Linked DNA regions of Homo sapiens: all the other regions are linked to region 2. Evidence: read pairs that join two places in POLR2A ChIA-PET (ENCODE). Cell type or tissue: Panc1. All regions are shown on one strand. Links, peaks and the distances in the headings refer to the core of each region. The heading gives the core; the rest is flanking DNA. Region 1 has its middle 15 kb from the start of CCDC32. Region 2 overlaps RMDN3 (regulator of microtubule dynamics 3). Region 3 holds the start of LOC105370789 (a long non-coding RNA gene).

Region 1 (5,915 bases), core at 1,834-5,833, 200 kb before region 2:
GTGCACCCCAGGTTTCAAATTCCTCTAGTGGTGGGCTGCTTAGAGTGGGGACTGGGGTGTCAGGGCTTCCTCAGTGCTGCTGTCCCACACTCAGCTTTTCAGCTGGCAGAAGACTTCTGTTGCTTGTGATCTGGTGCCAGGCTCAGGCAGGGCAGGGCAGGGTTGATTCTGTTACCCTGGCCCGGCTTCAGTCTTAAATAGGTCCTAGGCACCCGAGCTTCAGCAGTGGGACTTTCTCAGTGTTTCTGTCCCTCTTCCCTATGGAAGCCAAACTCTGCCTTATATGTGGTTCATCTGGGATTAGCCAAAGTTCTTGCCCTCCCCACAACAGAGTGGACCTTCGCTTGAATCTTCAGCCCAGGACAGTTTCCTGCTTCTGCCCCTGGGTAGGGGGTTTCTGCTTCTAGTCCCAGGAGCAATGGGTCTTTGCCTGTTCAAGAAGGGCAAGAAGGTTTTGACACCTCACCAGAAGCAGATAAGTTTTGCTTTTATTCCTCCCACTGAAGCAAAAGTTTGTTACCCCTCCCGCCATGGCTTAAGGCTTTTGCTTAAAGGAGAGGATTGTGGAAGTTGAGGCTTTTTGCCTTCCACCAGCAGCCGCCTTGATCAACCTCTGCATGCATGCATCACCAAGGAAGAACAGTCCCTCCCTTTCCTGACCTGTTCCCACTTTTCTCCATGAACCCCAGGGGAGGCCTGTACAAAAAAGGTTGCCTTTGCACGCACTCTCGTGTCTAGAATCCTATTCAGCTATTCTAAACTGATATGCTAGGCCACATGTGGACTTTACAAATTTGTTAACATTTTTATTGTCTTTTTCTTACCCACTTGTAAGACAGCCACATCTTTGCCAAAGTTGAAACAGTTGATGGGTCACTATCTCTCCTTCTATTTCCTCTCACTCCTATTCATTTCTATGAACTCAGCTCCCCTAACACTATCTCTCCTTTATTTGGTTGCCTTGTGGCCTTGGCTTTCTGATGGGCTCAAGAAAAGTTATGATTTTGTACCTGCTTTTTCACATTGTTAGGACGGAAGGGACATTTTCTTGCAGTATTCTACATCCTAAGTGGAAAAAGTCCTCAAGTACTATCATCTCTTTCTTAGACAACTGCAACCACCTCACAGCTGGTCTCCTGTGTCCAATTTTGCCCCTCTCCCTACTGTAGCCAGCATAAGTATTAAATTCTGCAACCATCGCAGACTAGAGGGGGCTGCAAAATAAAATACTTAAAAATTAGCTACTTAAAACCTGAAGCTTAGCTTATGGTGCATTGGTTATCTATTGCTGAGTAACAAATCAACCCAAAACTTAGTGGTTTAAACCATGACATTTATTGAATCTGTAGGGCTTTGCAGGGACAGCTTGTCTCTGTACCACTTGGTGTCACCTGGGACAGCTTAAAAACTGGGGGATGAAATCATTTGAATTACTTACTTATATGTCTGATGCCTGGGGTGGGAAGACTCAAACAGCTGGGACTCCCTGGGCTTCTCTACCTCTCTGTGGCCGACTTCTTACATGCCGGCTCAGAACTACCAAGGAGCATGCTGAGAGAGAGAGAGAGAGACCCCAGGTGGAGTGCTTTCATGACCTTGCCTCAGAAGTCCCATTATTTATGCTGTACTCTATTAGCAAGGCAGTTACATAGGTCTGCCCAGGTTCAAAGGGAGGGAATATTGACTGAAGATCTCAGGGGAGGAGTGTCCACATCACACTGGAACATGAATGAGTGGGATGGGATACACTGATTTGGCCATCTTTGGAAAATACAATCTGCCATACATGATTCTACTTGTTCTGTAATAGTGAAAAAATAACAAGAAAAATTGAAGTAGAAAATAAAAACAAAGAAAAACCATTTCACATAGACATGTATCGCTGCCAAGTGTGAATAACTTGTCCACCCTCAATCACTTTAATTATGGCAAACCCATGGCAGCCATAACCTTCTAGATGTAAATCTCATCTTGTCACTGCCCCTCTTAAAATCAGCCATTAGCTCCCTGTTCTCCCACAATAAACTCCAAACTCCTTAACATGGTTTATAAAATCCTTCACACCTGGCCTTGTTTAGTAATTTCCACCCTCACCTCTCGTCTGTCCCTCCTTTGTTCTTTGTGCTCCAGCTACACTGAACTACCTTCCATCCTCCAAGTTCCCTTTTGCTTTTAGGGCTTTGCACATGCTGTTTTCCTCTTCCAGGACTCCTCTTGGTCCCCATGCTCTTACTCTTCTATTTCCTCTCACTCCTATTCATTTCTATGGACTCAGCTCCCCTAACACGGCCTCTCTCCTACCCCACTCCAACTGGTCTAGGGCTCTCATATCTCCTTCCCATGTGCTCTCAAAGCACCTTGTGCTTACAACTTCCACAGAATTAATGAGGTAGGCTCTACTCCCCCCTCCATCATTCTATGTGGGAAGATGCCGTTCTGCTTTATTTAACACCATGCACCATGCCTGGAACATGGCAGGGGCTCAACAAATATTGGTTAGATGAATGAATCTCTGCCTTAAATAACCTATTTCTGGGCTCAAGTAAACAGCCCTCGCACAAACCTAACATCCCAATGGCAGTATCCTATCTTGAGTCTTATAACTGACGTAGGGCCAAAGCTGGTTGGGATAATTTAGAATTTTCAAGAAAACCTTGCCTGCTTCATGTGGCTGGGGCTGTTCTCAGCCTTGGAGGACTCCTTCCAAAACAGGGCCAGGGAGAGGCTCCAGGGCTTCCGTCTTCCAGCAATGGTCCTGGTGGGCAGGTCTGCTTGGAAGGGTGCACCTCGGCCACAGCTGGCGGGACGTTTGTTTACTTGCTGTGCCTGCAGCCAGGGCCTATTTCTGGATCAGGTATTGGATGCATGCCTGTGTCACTCCAGCCCTGATCTTGCCAGGCGCTGAGTGATGAGCACGTGTGTGTGCCGGGAGAGAACAGCAGCAGTCCCTTAGGTTATCTGCCTGGCTGCAGCCCAGCCTTCTCTGGGTGTACCAAGTCATTACGGCTTGGCCCGTGTTGGTGATTACCCTCCCCTGGCTCTAAAGCTTTAGCACTAAATATTGCTCCATTTGCTCTAACTTGCTGTCTATTTCACTAAGGAGGAAGAAGGAAGAAAGTCAGGGGTGATAAGTAAGATTCTACCAACTTACAAATCTTACTAGGTTGAGGAAGCCCTAACTGGAGTTCCTTGGAGTTTTCAGGGTCAAAGGAAAGAGATCAGCATTTTAGGCCAATACTATTTTTTCCTATGGTTAGTCCCATTACTGAAAAGGAACTGGAACATGAAGAGGTCACTTGACTTATTTGTGACCATTCAGTAAGCCACAAGACAGATAAAAGACAGCACCCAAGACTCTCAGTTTCAAATTTAGTGCCACTTCACTAGCCTAAGATAAATCTGTATTAACAAGTTAGCTTTGGGAGCTAGTGTCAAATTTGGTTTTGGTAAATGGAGTTTCACCTTTTTTTAGAGCCATTGTTTACGCTGTCACCTCTAAATCAATTAAGAAACTATAGCTACAACTCACTGGGTTCCCTTCCGTGGAGTCGTGCAGAGCTCCTCTCACACCGCACCCAGGTTTACACATGGGCTAGAAACCATTCAACTTACAAACTCTGTTTCAGTTCCTCTAAAGCGATTCTCCACCCTCTCATATTCCAATTTCTGTTTCTGAGGTAGAAAATGGGAAGTAGGGAAAAGGCAAAGCTAGAATCTTGCCTGAATGACAGAAACACTATTTTCGGGTACAGAAACATTCTCTTACCATCCCATGATCTGCACTTTGGGAGAGTGTTTTGGGACCTCATTGCTTTTTTTTTCTTAAACTGTTGTTTCTGAGGAAGAATAATTGTTGTTTGTTTATCATGCAGGGAGAATAAAAATTTTAGTTTTTCTTTCTTTAAAAAATCCATCCTGGCAGGGCACGGTGGCTGACGCCTGTAATCCCACCACTTTGGGAGGCCGAGGCGGGCGGATCATGAGGTCAGGAGATCCAGACCATCCTGGCTAACACGGTGAAACCCCGTCTCTACTAAAAATACAAAAAATTAGCCGGGCGTGGTGGTGGGCGCCTGTAGTCCCAGCTACTCGGGAGGCTGAGGCAGGAGAATGGTGTGAACCCGGGAGGCAGAGCTTGCAGTGAGCCAAGATGGCGCCACTGCACTCCAGCCTGGGCAAGAGAGTGAGACTCCATCTCAAAACAAAAAAATCCATCCTGAAAGCCATCAGATGGCCCTGGAGAGGAGTGAGGCCTGGCATCTGAACTCCAGGTGGAGATGGCAGCCTGCAAGCCTGGATGACCGTCAATATTCTGGCTTCCTCAATGTACCCAGGGGCCACAGAGAGCCACTCTCTGTGTCACACGTATCCTGCCAATAAAATGCAGTAGGAATAAAGCGACTAAATCTACTAATAAAGGTGTTAACCCAGTCCAGACAACATGGCGAAATCCCATCTCTACAAAAAATATAAAAAATAAGCTGGGCATGGTGGTATGCACCTGTAGTCCCAGATACTCGGGAGCCTGAGGCAGGATCACCTGAGCCCAGGAGGTCAAGACTGCAGTGAGCTGAGACCGTGCCACTGCCCTCCAGCCCTCCTGGTGATAGAGTGAGACCCTGTCTCAAAAAAAAAAAAAAAAAAAAAAAAAAAAGGTTAACCATTAGTCAATGAAAAGAGAGGAAAGGGCCAGGCATGGTGACTTGCACCTGTAATCCCAGCACTTTGAGAGGCCAAGGTGGAAGGATAGCTTGAGCCCAGAGGTTCGAGACTAACCTGGGCAAAATAATGCGACCCTGTCTCTACAAAAATTTTTTTTAAAAATTAGCCAGGCATAGTGGCACATGCCTATAGTCCCAGCTACTCAGGGGAAGCTGAGGCAGAAGGATGGATTGAGCCTGGGAGGTTGAGGCTGTAGTGAGCCATGATTGTCACTACACTCCAGCTTGGGTGATAGAGTGAGGAGACCTTGTCTCAAAAAAACAAAAAAAAAATAAAGAAGGAAAAAAGAGGAGCGGCCAGGCGCGGTGGCTCATGCGTGTAATCCCAGCACTTTGGGAGGCTGAGGCGGGCAGATCACCTGAGGTCAGGAGTTCGAGACCAGCCTCAACATGGAGAAACCCCAAATCTACTAAAAAAAATACAAAATTAGCCGGGCGTGGTGGTGCATGCCTGTAATCCCAGCTACTCAGGAGGCTGAAGCAGGAGAATTGCTTGAACCCGGGAGGCAGAGGTTGCGGGGAGCCAAGATCGCGCCATTGCACTCGAGCCTGGGCAACAAGGGCAAAACTCCATCTCAAAAAAAAAAAAAAAAAAAAAGAGGAAAGTATATTTGAATATTACAATAAAAATATTTGTATCACTAAGCAAGTATATGGAACCACCTAATTGGTTCCTATCCTTTTGGGCAAGACAAATACTTGATTTAGAAATGAGCAAACAATAGCCGGGTGTAGTGGTTTGCACCTGTAATTCCAACTACTCAGGAGGCTGAGGTGGGAGGATCACCTGAGCTCAGGAGTTTGAGGTTACAGTGAACTATATGATTGTACCATTGCACTCCAGCCTGGGCAACAAAGTGCGACCTCAAAAAAAAAAAAAAAAAAAAAAAAAAAGCAAATGTTCTCAGAAGATTTATTTATTCTATTTTTTCTTTTAGCTCCTCTCTCGATCGGAAGATTTTTACAGCCACCCTACTGATCTTTAGGGATTTGTAAACTATTACCCAGGAAGAAGGCCCATGGAGCTAAGGCCTCAGAACACCAAAGTCTGGACTGTCTGAGGGCACATGCTAATAACAGGAGGCTGGCAAAGTGGCCAGCTCCCATGCCTTTGCATGCATTTGTCTTTACCTCCTGCTGCCTGGGAACATCCTTCCAGGAGCAATCGAGTCAACAGCACCACAGACACTGCTA
Region 2 (5,948 bases), core at 1,155-5,154:
CTAGCCAACATGGCGAAACCCCATCTCTGCTAAAAATACAAGACTTAGTCGGGTATGATGGCATGTGCTTGTAATCCCAGCTACTGGGGAGGCTGAGGCAGGAGAATTGCTTGAGCCCAGGAGGTGGAGGTTGCAGTCAGCCGAGATCAGGCCACTGAACTCCAGCCTGGGCAACAGAGAAAGACTGTTTAAAAAAAAAAAAAAAATAGATATTAACTGAACCACAGACCTAGAAACCCATTACCCATTGATGGTACCTGACTCAGTGTGTGGAGTTCAGCAGGACACATCAGTCTCTAAAGTCCAAGCATTCTCTGACCTCATGACAGATAAGGCCAAGCCCTGAGCCTGGCACAGGTCAGATGCACCCTATCCTCCAGGGTGGAGCCTTTGCCAACAGACTTGCCAAGTGGATTCCAGAGTCTTCTAAGCTAGCTATATTCTTAGAACACCTGCCCCACCAGCTCAGAAAACTGAAACCAGATTTCTAAGCAGCAGCAAAAAACCTCAGGTTAAGAAAAAAGGTTTTGCCCTCTGTGGCTAGAGTGAGAAAAACGAATAACATTGATAGGATACAACTACTCCTAGAAACACATGCACGTGTGTTACTAATCAGCATGATATACAGATAAGCAAAGACTGCTCTCTTCTTCCAGAGGAGAAAGCAAGGGTCTTTGGGAGCCAGAGTTTGTCCCTAGTGGGTAACTGAGCCACAACTGCTGACAGCATCTTGGTGGTTCCCCGGGTCCCCAGGCAGATGGGCCAGCCCCACCCCTGAATCAGTCAGTCACCTTCCCACAGGAAGCTGTCAGCACTTACCATCTAGGGCATATGACTTCTTCTCGCTCACCTCCTCAGTGAGCTCACACATGTCACTGTAGGCTCGGGCCAGGCGCCAGAGAAAGTCCTGCCGGCTTCCATACTGCAGACCAGACAGAAACGGGTGAGGCCCCTTTTTCCTCAACTGTGGAGAATGGGGGCCTTGGCCTTCCCCCACACCCTAGGTTTGAATTTCCAAGCTAGTATGTTACAGTCATCAATATCAGGCCAGCTCCTACACGCAGCCTTCCCCCCAGTCATCCCTTCCCACGTGCAGTTAATGTATGACACATTCTCTGTCTAGCCAGTAGCTTGCACAATTACGGGGTGAGGGCATTCTGACCTCCTAGAACTGCTGGGAGGAAAGGTCAACTCCAAGATGTCATAAGGCACGAGAGGTCTTTTGCTGACACATGAAGAAAGTGTGAAAGGAAAAGGGAAACTTCTAACTTCTGGGGGGGGGGCATTTATACCTGGGTGGGCATATATTCTGTCAGTGAACCTGACAAGAGAATTATGGTTGAGTGACCTACACAGTTGTCGCTTGTAATGGGGCTGGCAGCTTGGACTCTGCCTCAAGGGAAATGAGGAGAAAAAAAAAATACAGTTCTTTCCACATTTCCCCCTAGAGGTGAGAGGTAGAGCTCTTTCTGCAGTAGCTCTACAGAAAGCAGAGAACTACACTCCCCCTCCCAAGAGGGGAGGCAGCTCTGGGGCAAGCAGTACACTGGCCCTAGGATCCACGCTGGGCCTCCTTGGAAGAGGATATGTGACCTGGGGGACAGATGCAAAACCAGCTGTCTCACCATTTCTCGTCCCATGTCACCTTGTAGGGGCAGTAACCACACGGGCCTTCATTCCCCAGGGGTCAGGAACAGAGAGATGGAGGGAGGGAGGGAAGGAGAAGGAGACAGGCAGCTGGAGCCTCACCACCAGCTTGTTGTTGAGCAGCAGCTGGAAGCCCTCCCGCTTGCCTTGCTCATCACCCCTGTGCAGCTCGTCGGCCTGCTGCAGGAGGGGCAGCACATCCTCCAAGCCTGAGGAACCTCCAGCCTCCAGGGCACTGGAGGCACCTGAAGCTGCCTCTTCCTCCAAGTCAAGAGAATCCTTTCTCCCCATCTTCACAGTCTCACAGCTCACTTCATCTTCCCCGTCCTCACTTTCTTTGTCAGAGTCCCGCTCATTGTCAGACTCCGCATTGGCTGTTGTGTAACTGGCAGAGAAATGTAAGGGACAACAAGAGGATTATTCAGCTCAGAGCCCCTAGGGTCTGTCTATCCCTCACCCCCAAAGAAGCACTCTACATGGCATTGTCCAAAGCACCAAATCACAATCATTCATACCTCTTAAGGGCAGACTTTTTTTCTTTTTTTTTTTTTTTTTTGAGACAGGGTCCCGCTCTGTCACCCAGACTGGAGTGCAGTGGTTCGATCTTGGCTCACTCAAACCTCCACCTCCTGGGGTCAAGCAATTCTCCCACCTAATTTTTTTGTATTTTTAGTAGAGACGGGGTTTTGCCATGTTGCCCAGACTGGTCTCAAACCCCTGGCCTCAAGTGATCCGCCCACCTCGGCCTCCCAAAGTGCTGGGATTACAGGCATGAGCCACCATGCCCAGCAGAAATCATTATTTGAGAGAAAGTTTCCTATGGGAACTAAGGGCTGGGAAAATGATCCAGGAAGGAAAGAGCAGACAACCAGCTGAGGCCCTGTGACAGTTAAGGCAAATGTGAGAAGTCCCTGCTCGTTTTTGCCTTATCAGTCAGAGACACTTGCCACAACCAACATGGGTGGGTGCAGCCTCAGGCCATGGGCAGCCACACACACATCCACAAACTCGCAACCTCTGGCCCAAGTCAACAACCAAACCTAAACCGCAACAGGAGTAGCCCATAGTAACCTTGAGAACTTAAGGGTGTGAGGAGAGGTGATAGGAACCACTTTGCAGCCAGAAGCAAGAAGGGGAAGACAATGCAAACTACCCCCTGAAAAGGTGTTTGGGGGGCTGCCATATGCCAGGTGGCTCCTAAGGAGCCCCAACCCTGATGCACCCACTAAAGAGGAAGCTGAGTTTCTCTTGGATCTCAGCCACCAGCAGCTGATTAGGGTGTTTTCCCTAAATGCCTAAAATAGATAAGGACTGAGCAGGGGAAAAGGTAGGACTTCTGGGGGTCAGAAGCAAACACAAGGCTGGGGGCGGTGGCTCACGCCTGTAATCCCAGCACTTTGGGAGGCCGAGGCGGGCGGATCAGGAGGTCAGGAGATCAAGACCATCCTGGCTAACACGGTGAAACCCTGTCTCTACTAAAAAATACAAAAAATTAGCCAGGCATGGTGGCAGGTGCCTGTAGTCCCAGCTACTCGGGAGGCTGAGGCAGAAGAATGGGCGTGAACCCGGGAGGCAGAGCTTGCAGTGAGCGGAGATCACACCACTGCACTCCACCCTGGGCGACAGAGCAAGACTCCGTCTCAAAAAAAAAAAAAAAAAAGAATAGGCTCCCTGTGGCTGGAGCAAAACAGGACTGAAGGAGAGATGACACACCACCTACAAATAAAGTCAACAACTGACAGCCTAATGTCAGGGCAGAAGTGCTGTCCTGCCCAGAAAACCAGAAACCACAAGGTGGCAGGCTCTGAAGGCTCTGGAAGTGAGCAGCCAGACCTGGTACCCAGTCCGTGCTGACTGCATCCTTACAGAGGAGCTTCAGCCTCATCTAAAAAAGAGGCCCCAGACACATCTACTACAAGAACTTGTAAGGTATTTAAAACCTTTCCTAACTGCACCTTTGTTTTTTAAGAGGTTATCCAAGTAGATTTCCCCTTTAGTTATTAGAAAAAAAAAAAAACACCTTTAGAAATCAAAGGGACAAGGATAAGTGTCATTAGATTTCGTAACCAACCTGGGTACTGATGAGGGAGACCACCCACAGGCAACCTAGAGAATGAAACTCCCAACTGCACCTGCCAGATTGAGAAAAATCAAACCAGAGTCTCCTCTGCCCAGCCAGGCCCAAATGCAAAATGGGTAGATGGTTTATCTGGAACGGGAAGCTGGAATTGCATCATCTCCCTTTGCTAGAAGGAGGGGGAGACCCTATTTCTTGCTGAGTTGAGGGCTGCCTCAGCCAATCAGGAGTCCAAAGAGGAGTCTCTCTGCCTCCAGCACTCCCAGGGAGGGACCTAGCCCTGCTGGAGCCCAGGCATCAGCACAGAATCCCCTGGGACCTGAGCTGCGATGCTGCCATCCCTCTGGATCCTAAAGGCCCAGCTCACAAAGCCAAGAAGAGAGGTCAGGGAGCCTTGCTGCCACAAACAGAGTGAAAGATGGTAGAGCCCTGTGAGGCAGGGAGGCTCCAGGGAAGCTGGCATAGAAAGTAGACTTTAATTGCATCTCAGCCCCACTTTAAGGAACCCTCAACAATCTGAAACCCTACTGCCTGAGGCAGCTTCTGGGGCCTCAGAAGAGATTAATCACATGCCAAGGGCTACCACATTTACACCATTCTCTCTCACTTTCCACCTCCCAGACTAACCCAGCCAGCCTTTGGAGAAATCTACCAGAGAGGAGTGACCCTTTTAACATACCCTGAGGCTTTTGAGATCTGCCAGAGACGAGCAGGGACCTTTGAAAAGGCCCTTTGGTCCTGTGCACTCCGGAGGACAGGAGTTCCCACAGTGGGCCAGAGACCCAAGGCTCCCTCTGAGCAGAGACTGCCACTCTACTCTTAAGCAGTAATGAAGGACTCAGTTACACACATCTCTCCTCCTGGCAATTAAGTTTCTCTTAACCTAAACCATGTTAGAGACTGAGTATGAGGCCTTCAAAGATAACCAGGCACATGGACCCTGACCTTGAGATAAGACCCAACTTAATGAGGTCATAAATGCCCAAGAAGGAGTCTTCACGATGAGGCTGCAGGCAATTTCTCTTGGCTGAGATGCCTGGGAAGGCTTGCTGGAGGAGCTGGTATTTTAGGGCAAGTTGGGTTCTGACAGAGGGAACTCAAGCTGTGTTTGGTACAATGCCCGGGGAACAAGCTCACAGAGCTGCACAGTGATTCTGCCTCTGCCACCCTCAATCTCCTGAGACCTCAAAGTTGTTATTTGGAAGAAGGAAGGAATACAGCTTTCAGTGAAATCAAGCAGCCCATCAAATCTCAGCCCTTCATCCCTCAAAGCAGCTCTCCTTGCCCCAAGACACACATGTTCAAAGCCATTTCAGAGTTTGTAGACTCCTAGAGCTCCCCCCTTGACCTACATGGCAATGACCATGGCACAAAGAATCATTCACCACGGCCACTGCCCTAGAGAACAGCCGGCTCAACCACACAGTGTTGCACCACCACCTGCTCTCATGCCACGGGACTGGGCATGGGACACAGCCTGAAGGCGCTATAATTAAGAAATCCACTCTTCCCCTTGCCCCATCACAGGTGTCTGGCAGCCCTGGCCTGCTCCTTGTGGCCTTGGGAGTCCCAGTGAGCACCCCTAGCAGTGAAGGACCCCCAGGTGTCCCTGGTTAACTGCTCTGGCTCCCACTGACCCCAGAAGTTTGTACTTCTTTATTTTTTTGGGATGGAGTCTTTCTCTGTCACCCAGGCTGGAGTGCAGTGGTGCAATCTCGGCTCACAGCAAACTCCACCCCCTGGGTTCAAGTGATTCTCCTGCCTCAGCCTCCGGAATAGCTGGGATTACAGGCATGCACCACCACGCCCAGCTAATTTTTCTATTTTTAGTAGAGACAGGGTTTCACCATGTTGGCCGGGCTGGTCTCGAACTCCTGACCTCAAGTGATCTGCCCACCTCAGCCTCCCAAAGTGCTGGGATTATAGGCATGAGCCTCCACACCCCAGCCTCAGTAATTTTTTTTTTTTTTGAGACAGAGTACTGCTCTATCACCGAGGCTGGAGTGCAGTGGTGCCATCTTGGCACACTACAGCCTCCACCTCCTGGGTTCAAGTGATTCTTCTGCCTCCGCCTCCTAGGTAGCTGGGATTACCGGTGCCTGCCAACATGCCTGGCTAATTTTTGTATTTTTAGTAGAGACGAGGTTTCACCATGTTGGCCATCTGGTCTTGAACTCCTGATCTCAGGTGATCTACCTGCCTTGGCCTCCCAACGTGCTGGGAT
Region 3 (5,948 bases), core at 892-4,891, 220 kb after region 2:
CGGGCAATGAGGGACTTAGCACCCGGGCCAGCAGCTGCGGAGGGTGTACTGGGTCCCCCAGCAGTGCCAGCCCACCAGCGCTGTGCTCTATTTCTCACCGAGCCTTAGCTCTCTTCCCGCGGGGCAGGGCTCGGGACCTGCAGCCCGCCATGCCTCAGCCTCCCACCCACTCCGTGGGTTCCTGTGCAGCCCGAGCCTCCCCGACGAGCGCCGCCCCCTGCTCCACGGCGCCCAGTCCCATCGACCATCCAAGGGCTGAGGAGTGCGGGCGCACGGCACCGGGACTGGCAGGCAGCTCCACCTGCAGCCCCGGTGCGGGATCCACTAGGTGAAGCCAGCTGGGCTCCTGAGTCGTGGGGACGTGGAGAGTCTTTATGTCTAGCTCAGGGATTGTAAATACACCAATCAGCACTCTGTGTTTAGCTCAAGGTTTGTGAGTGCACCAATCTACACTCTGTATCTAGCTCAAGGTTTGTAAACACACCAATCAGCACACTGTGTTTAGCTCAAGGTTTGTGAATGCACCAATTGACACTCTGTATCTAGCTGCTCTAGTGGGGCCTTGGAGAACCTGTGTGTGGAAACTCTGTATCTAAGTAATCTGATGGGGAGGTGGAGAACCTTTGTATCTAGCTCAGGGATTGTAAACGCACCAATCAGCGCCCTGACAAAACAGGCCACTCGGCTCTACCAATCAGCAAGATGTGGGTGGGGCCAGATAAGAGAATAAAAGCAGGCTGCCCGAGCTTGCATTAGTAACTCGCTCGGGTCCCCTTCCGGATTGTGGAAACTTTGTTCTTTCGCTGTATGTAATAACTCTTGCTACTGTAGCTCGCTTTTTGGGTCTACGCTGCTTCTATAAGCTGTAACATTCACAGGGAAGATCTGCAGCTTCACTCCTGAGACCACGAGCCCACTGGAAAGAACAAACAACTCCCGAAGTGCTACCTTATAGAGCTATAACACTCACCGCGAAGGTCTGCAGCTTCACTCCTGAGCCAGGGAGACCACAAACCCACCAGAAGGAAAAAACTCCGAATACATCTGAACATCAGGAGGGACAGACTCCAGACGGGCCACCTGAAAAGCTGTAACACTCACCGTGAGGGTCCGGGGCTTCATTCTTGAAGTTAGTGAGACCAAGAACCCACCAATTCGGGACACACTTGGACCATCCGCTTCCCAGGAAGCGTCAGCCCTGGGGTGCCCATGCCCAGAAGCCCACTCCAGCCCTGATAGTCGCCTCCCAGCTGAGCCAGGAACCTGGGGCTGAGCTCCATCCTCAACCTTAAAAACTTGTCATCTCACCTGTCCCGAGGATGTGCGGTACCTGCCCTACTTCTACCATCCTCACCCTACTCTTTTCCTGGGCTAGCGTTATGATGTCTAAACCTATCTATCATCCCGTTCTGTGCTCTGTATATTCATTTTCCACATAACGTAAAATGTAGGTCTGGCTAAGCCCCCTCCACATGGACAACGTGGGCCCTACTCTCCACAGACTCCAGCCACCTGCGACCCCTTCTGCCTCATGCTACGTGTGATCACAGCCTTTTCTCCTGTTGCTATCCTGACCGAGATGCTCCTCTAACAAGCTTGTCCACCCTTTCACACCCCTCAGCACACGCCCTGGCTTCATATGGCCGCCTGGTACCCTCCCTGCCGTTTCTGCCCAGATCTGTTCTGTGCCCAGCAGGTGTTATTGGCTTCATCTACTTGCAGGTCTGTCCTTACTAACTGGAACACCCCCGAGGGCAGGAACGGTTTACCCCAGCATGGAGCACAGTTCCGGGGCCCTAGGAGGAGCTCAGAGGACCTGTGGGAAATGTTCCCATGGGCAATGACTCCCTGAATGTAACGTCGTATGTCACCTTGGAGGGAAAGACCCCATAAAAACCTAATCATATTCAAGGGTAAGTGCCAGCTTGGCTCCCCAGGCTATTATTCAATCTGAAGGTTTATGTGCAAAGCACAGGAATGTGGGGCTGGAAGCCACATGGGCAAGGGCAGACCAGCCGGGCATGGCGCCCCTGGTGGGTGCCTGATTGCGGCAGCGCAGACCACGCTGCTGGCCCCCCCCCCCTCCATTTTGGATCGGTTTTTTTTCTTCTTTGATCTGTGAGAGGCCAGGGCCCTAAATGCATACCAGGGGAAGGGGCTGCCTCTTGCTAGTTCCCCCACCTGCAGTGCTAAGCTAGAGGGGCGTTTGTGCATCTTTCATGGAGTGGCGCCCCCACATCCGCCATCTCTCTCCCTGTCCCCACAGGAAAGGAGCTTGGCTTTCCTGGGTACAGCCTAATGGTGTTGGTGACTGGGGTAGGAAGGGGACTCAGGTAAGTAATGTACCCACTTGCAGCTTTCCCCCAGCCAGTCACGTCCAGCCAGGCACAGCCACTCATGGGGCCCAGTCGTGTCCTATGCCAGGCAGAGGGTGGCAGGAGAAGGGAAGGGGCTCTGGCAGGAAGGACGGGGGAGCCCATGGGTGGTGAAAGCTGATGACAAGCTGCCCACGTGGGATGCCTTCCATAGGAGCAGGCCCTCGCCTATGGGGGTTTCCAGAGGGAGACCCAGTTCCTGCTCACAGGCCAGCTGCAGCCCAAGCAACGTGGTATGCACTGATAGGAGCTGGTGGGGCAGAAACCTGGGACCCACCCCCCCCCCCGCTTCCCCGCCACAGGCAGGGACCCTCTCACCTTGGAGCTCGAACCCTCCTCCATTCCCTCATTCTAAAATCTCATCCCTACCAGCTCTAGCCTAGCTAATTTGTCACTCAGGCTTCAGGGCTCAGCTGAGATGTCACCTTCTCTGAGAAGCCTTCCCTGAAGCTTCCCTACCCCTGACCACCTAGATCTGGCTTTGGGGCCCTGCCATGCATCTCTGCCACCCGTGTTGTTTCTCTTGCAGCTTCTATTGTATCATGTTCTCGTCGATTCCTCCTTATCCTGACTGTGAGCCCGAGAGGGCAGGGACCAAGGTCCTAATGTATCCCAGCGGAGCGTACACATAGTAGGTACCTACGTCGTGTTGGTTGACTGAAAGTCTTCTCACCCAGCAGGAGGCAGGCAGTGATGAGGGGACCTCAGAGGGGTGCTCTGGACTGTTACCTCAGAAGAGGAACTATGCAGAGCGGGGCGGGCTAGCTGGGGATGCAGCTCAGGGAGGAGACTGACCTACCGTGACCATCCCACACCTCCGCAGGCACCAGGGCTTGCCCCCTGGGTCAGGGCATCGGACTGTTTAGATGCAAAGAAAGAGTCCTGGGCTGGGAGTCTGGAGCTTCCAGTCTGTTTTCAGCGGTGTGTTTTAGTCAAGGCATTTTTACACTCTCTGGACCTCTGTCTCCTCAAATGCAAAATGAAGAGCTGGACCGGAAACTTTTTCTCGTCCAGTTCCAGTAGCTCATCTTTCTGCACGAAGGATATGGGCTCGGAGTCGGAGGAACTGGGTTCAAGAGCTGGGGCTCCACTTACCAGGTGTAAGTCCTTGGCCAGGTTACTTAATCTCCCAAAGCTGCAATTTTCTCACCTGTAGAGCAGGACTGACAATCATTAGCTACCTCTCAGATTCTTGGGATTAGGTATGCTTTCAGGTGAAAACACTCCATACGCTAAGGCACTATGTGAATGTTGGTGGTGGTGGTTGTTTTTCTTATTTACTTAATTACTTGGCGACAGGGTCTCCATAGGTTGCCTAGGCTGCTCTCAAAACCCCGGGCTCAAATGATCCTCCCATCTTGGCCTTCCAAAATGCTGGATTTATAGGCAGGAGCCACCCACCCAGCCTGGTTATTATTGCTCTTGATAGTATTATTTTTCACCAATACCCAATTAGTTATTGGCTGATTTCTCATCTCACTAGAGTTAAGCTCCAGTAAGGCAGGAGCTGGCATGTTCCTGTTTTTTTGTTTGTTTTTTGAGATGGAGTCTCTATCTGTTGCCCAGGCAGGCTGGAGTGCAGTGACACAATCTCAGCTCACTGCAACCTCCGCCTCCCAGGTTCAAGCGATCCTGCCTCAGCCTCCCAAGTAGCTGGGATTACAGGTGCACACCACCATGCCCAGGTGTTTTGTATTTTTAGTAGAGACGGGGTTTCACCATGTTGGCCAGGCTGATCTCAAACTCCTGGCCTCAGGTGATCCGCCTGCCTCAGCCTCCCAAAGTGCTGGGATTACAGGCGTGTGAACCATTGCACCTGGCCTAGTGTTGTATTCTTGGTGGCCAGCTCAAAGCCTGGCTTGTCTTAGGCCCTTGAAAGATTTATTTGCTCAATAAATAAATGCTAAATGAGTTGAATGGAATGAATGAATGAACTGCACTTACTTAGCAGGGCAAATAAGGTAGACTGGGTTGGAGGGACAGAGGGAAGTGTGGGAGGAGGCAGGGAGCAGAAATGCCGCGCGGGCTGCGGCAGGAGGGAAATAAGGAAAAAAACAACTAAGGGCAGTGAGACAAGGCCACTTCCCAATCCTTCCTGGGCGAGATGCCTTGCAGGGGCCCCTGTGTCTGAGCCGTCTCCCTGGTCATGCTCTCCTCCACTTCTCACACCCCCTGGCGGGTCAGCAGGCGGAGGAAGGAGGGCTGGCTGCAGCCAGGCCATTCTGGTTTGTTTACCAACAGCACAATCCTCCTGGGTCATGACACAGTCAGCAGCATCTGACCCAGTTAAATATATCTGCTCTACTGGCCTGGACCACACAGCCAGCCCCTGCAGGCCATGTAGACCAGGGACCACCTGCTTATCCTTCTGGCTTGGCGCTGGGCCACCTCCTGACCCCAGAGCCCTGTGTCCCCAGGGAGCAAATGGCTGATCTGGGTCTAAACTAAACTGCAGTCTCTAGTTGAACTCATGTAGATAGTTTCATCTTGGACAGAATCGGAGAATTTAAGAGGAGAAAACTATTTGTCCAGCAGTAAACAATAAAATGGTTCATCTCCCTTGGACGGCATATTTGCAGTCATGAATGTTTATGAAGAGTATTTGCTAATGTTAAGAAACATTTTAATCTCTTTACATAACTATTAATGTTATTACTGTAGTGTTAAGTGGGACAAAAAGCATACAAAATTAGACATATAACGTGAGTGTAATCCTGTTTTTTAAAAAGCATGTAAATGTGTCTGGAAGGAATCTTAAACTGTCAACATAATTTGCCTCCCAGGAGGGGAACCGGGCTCCAGGGGATGGGATGGGAGAGAGACTTTCTTTTTATGCCCTTTTGTATGTTTTTAATTTTGAACTGTGCAAGTTTATCATGTATTCATAAGTAGAGAAGTAAAAAAATAGATCTGACAAAAAGCTTTTATGCCAAAAAGAGAAGGTCCACAAATAACACTCAGAGGGTAAAGAGGTGCTCACTTTGGTGATGGGCGGTGAAGAGGGGCTCCCTTCTCTACCGAGAGAAAAGCTGGTCCTATGCCCAGATAAACCAAAACATCAGCCTTACAAACCGGTGCAAGTGATTATCAAAGCTCAGCATCTGAGGCATAACAAAGACATACCTGCTTTAAAATATTTCCCCATGGCGCCTTAAATTGCAGCCTTTGGAGTCATTCCTTAGTCTGAAGTACAGCTTCTCCAAAGTCTCCTTGCAAACATTCAGGGGTAGCGGGGGTTACCATGTTATCTTTGTTTAGTGTTATATTATTTTTTGAGATGGAGTCTTGCTCTCTGGCCCAGGCTGGAGTGCAGTGGCATGATCTCAGCTTACTGCAACCTCTGCCTCCCAGGTTCAAGCTATTCTTCTGCCTCAGCCTCCTGTGTACCTGGGATTACAGGTGCTGCCGCCATGCCCGGCTAATTTTTTTGTATTTTTAGTAGAGACGGGATTTCACCATGTTGGGCAGGCTGTTCTGGAACTCCTCACCTCCAGTGATCAGCCTACCTCAGCCTCCCAAAGTGCTGGGGTTACAGGCATGAGCCGCCGTGCCTGGCCATGTTATTTTATCACA

The links. Peaks named below come from ENCODE experiments on the same cell type or tissue, not always from the same donor. Only the 100,000 strongest peaks of a DNase experiment are listed, where the experiment ranks them.
Region 1: POLR2A ChIA-PET joins it to region 2 with 5 read pairs; 4 of 35 experiments call an interaction of 5 or more read pairs at or near these places.
Region 3: POLR2A ChIA-PET joins it to region 2 with 7 read pairs; 4 of 35 experiments call an interaction of 5 or more read pairs at or near these places.

The regions. Positions count from the first base shown.
Region 1 is chr15:40,547,184-40,553,098 of GRCh38, forward strand. It overlaps a transcript of CCDC32 not described here. Among named protein-coding and RNA genes, the nearest start is that of CCDC32, 15 kb to the right of the region's middle. In Panc1, for the core only: no CTCF peak of the experiment used is centred there; no DNase peak of the experiment used is centred there.
Region 2 is chr15:40,743,228-40,749,175 of GRCh38, forward strand. RMDN3 (regulator of microtubule dynamics 3) reads right to left here. Exons shown (of 13, transcript NM_018145.3): 5 at 1,750-2,032; 6 at 820-922. Among named protein-coding and RNA genes, the nearest start is that of RMDN3, 9.1 kb to the right of the region's middle. RefSeq lists a silencer at 3,366-3,535. In Panc1, for the core only: no CTCF peak of the experiment used is centred there; a DNase peak (open chromatin) is centred at 3,424.
Region 3 is chr15:40,961,735-40,967,682 of GRCh38, forward strand. LOC105370789 (a long non-coding RNA gene) reads left to right here and starts at 755. Exons shown (of 4, transcript XR_007064601.1): 1 at 755-1,913; 2 at 2,267-2,333; 3 at 2,905-3,006. In Panc1, for the core only: no CTCF peak of the experiment used is centred there; no DNase peak of the experiment used is centred there.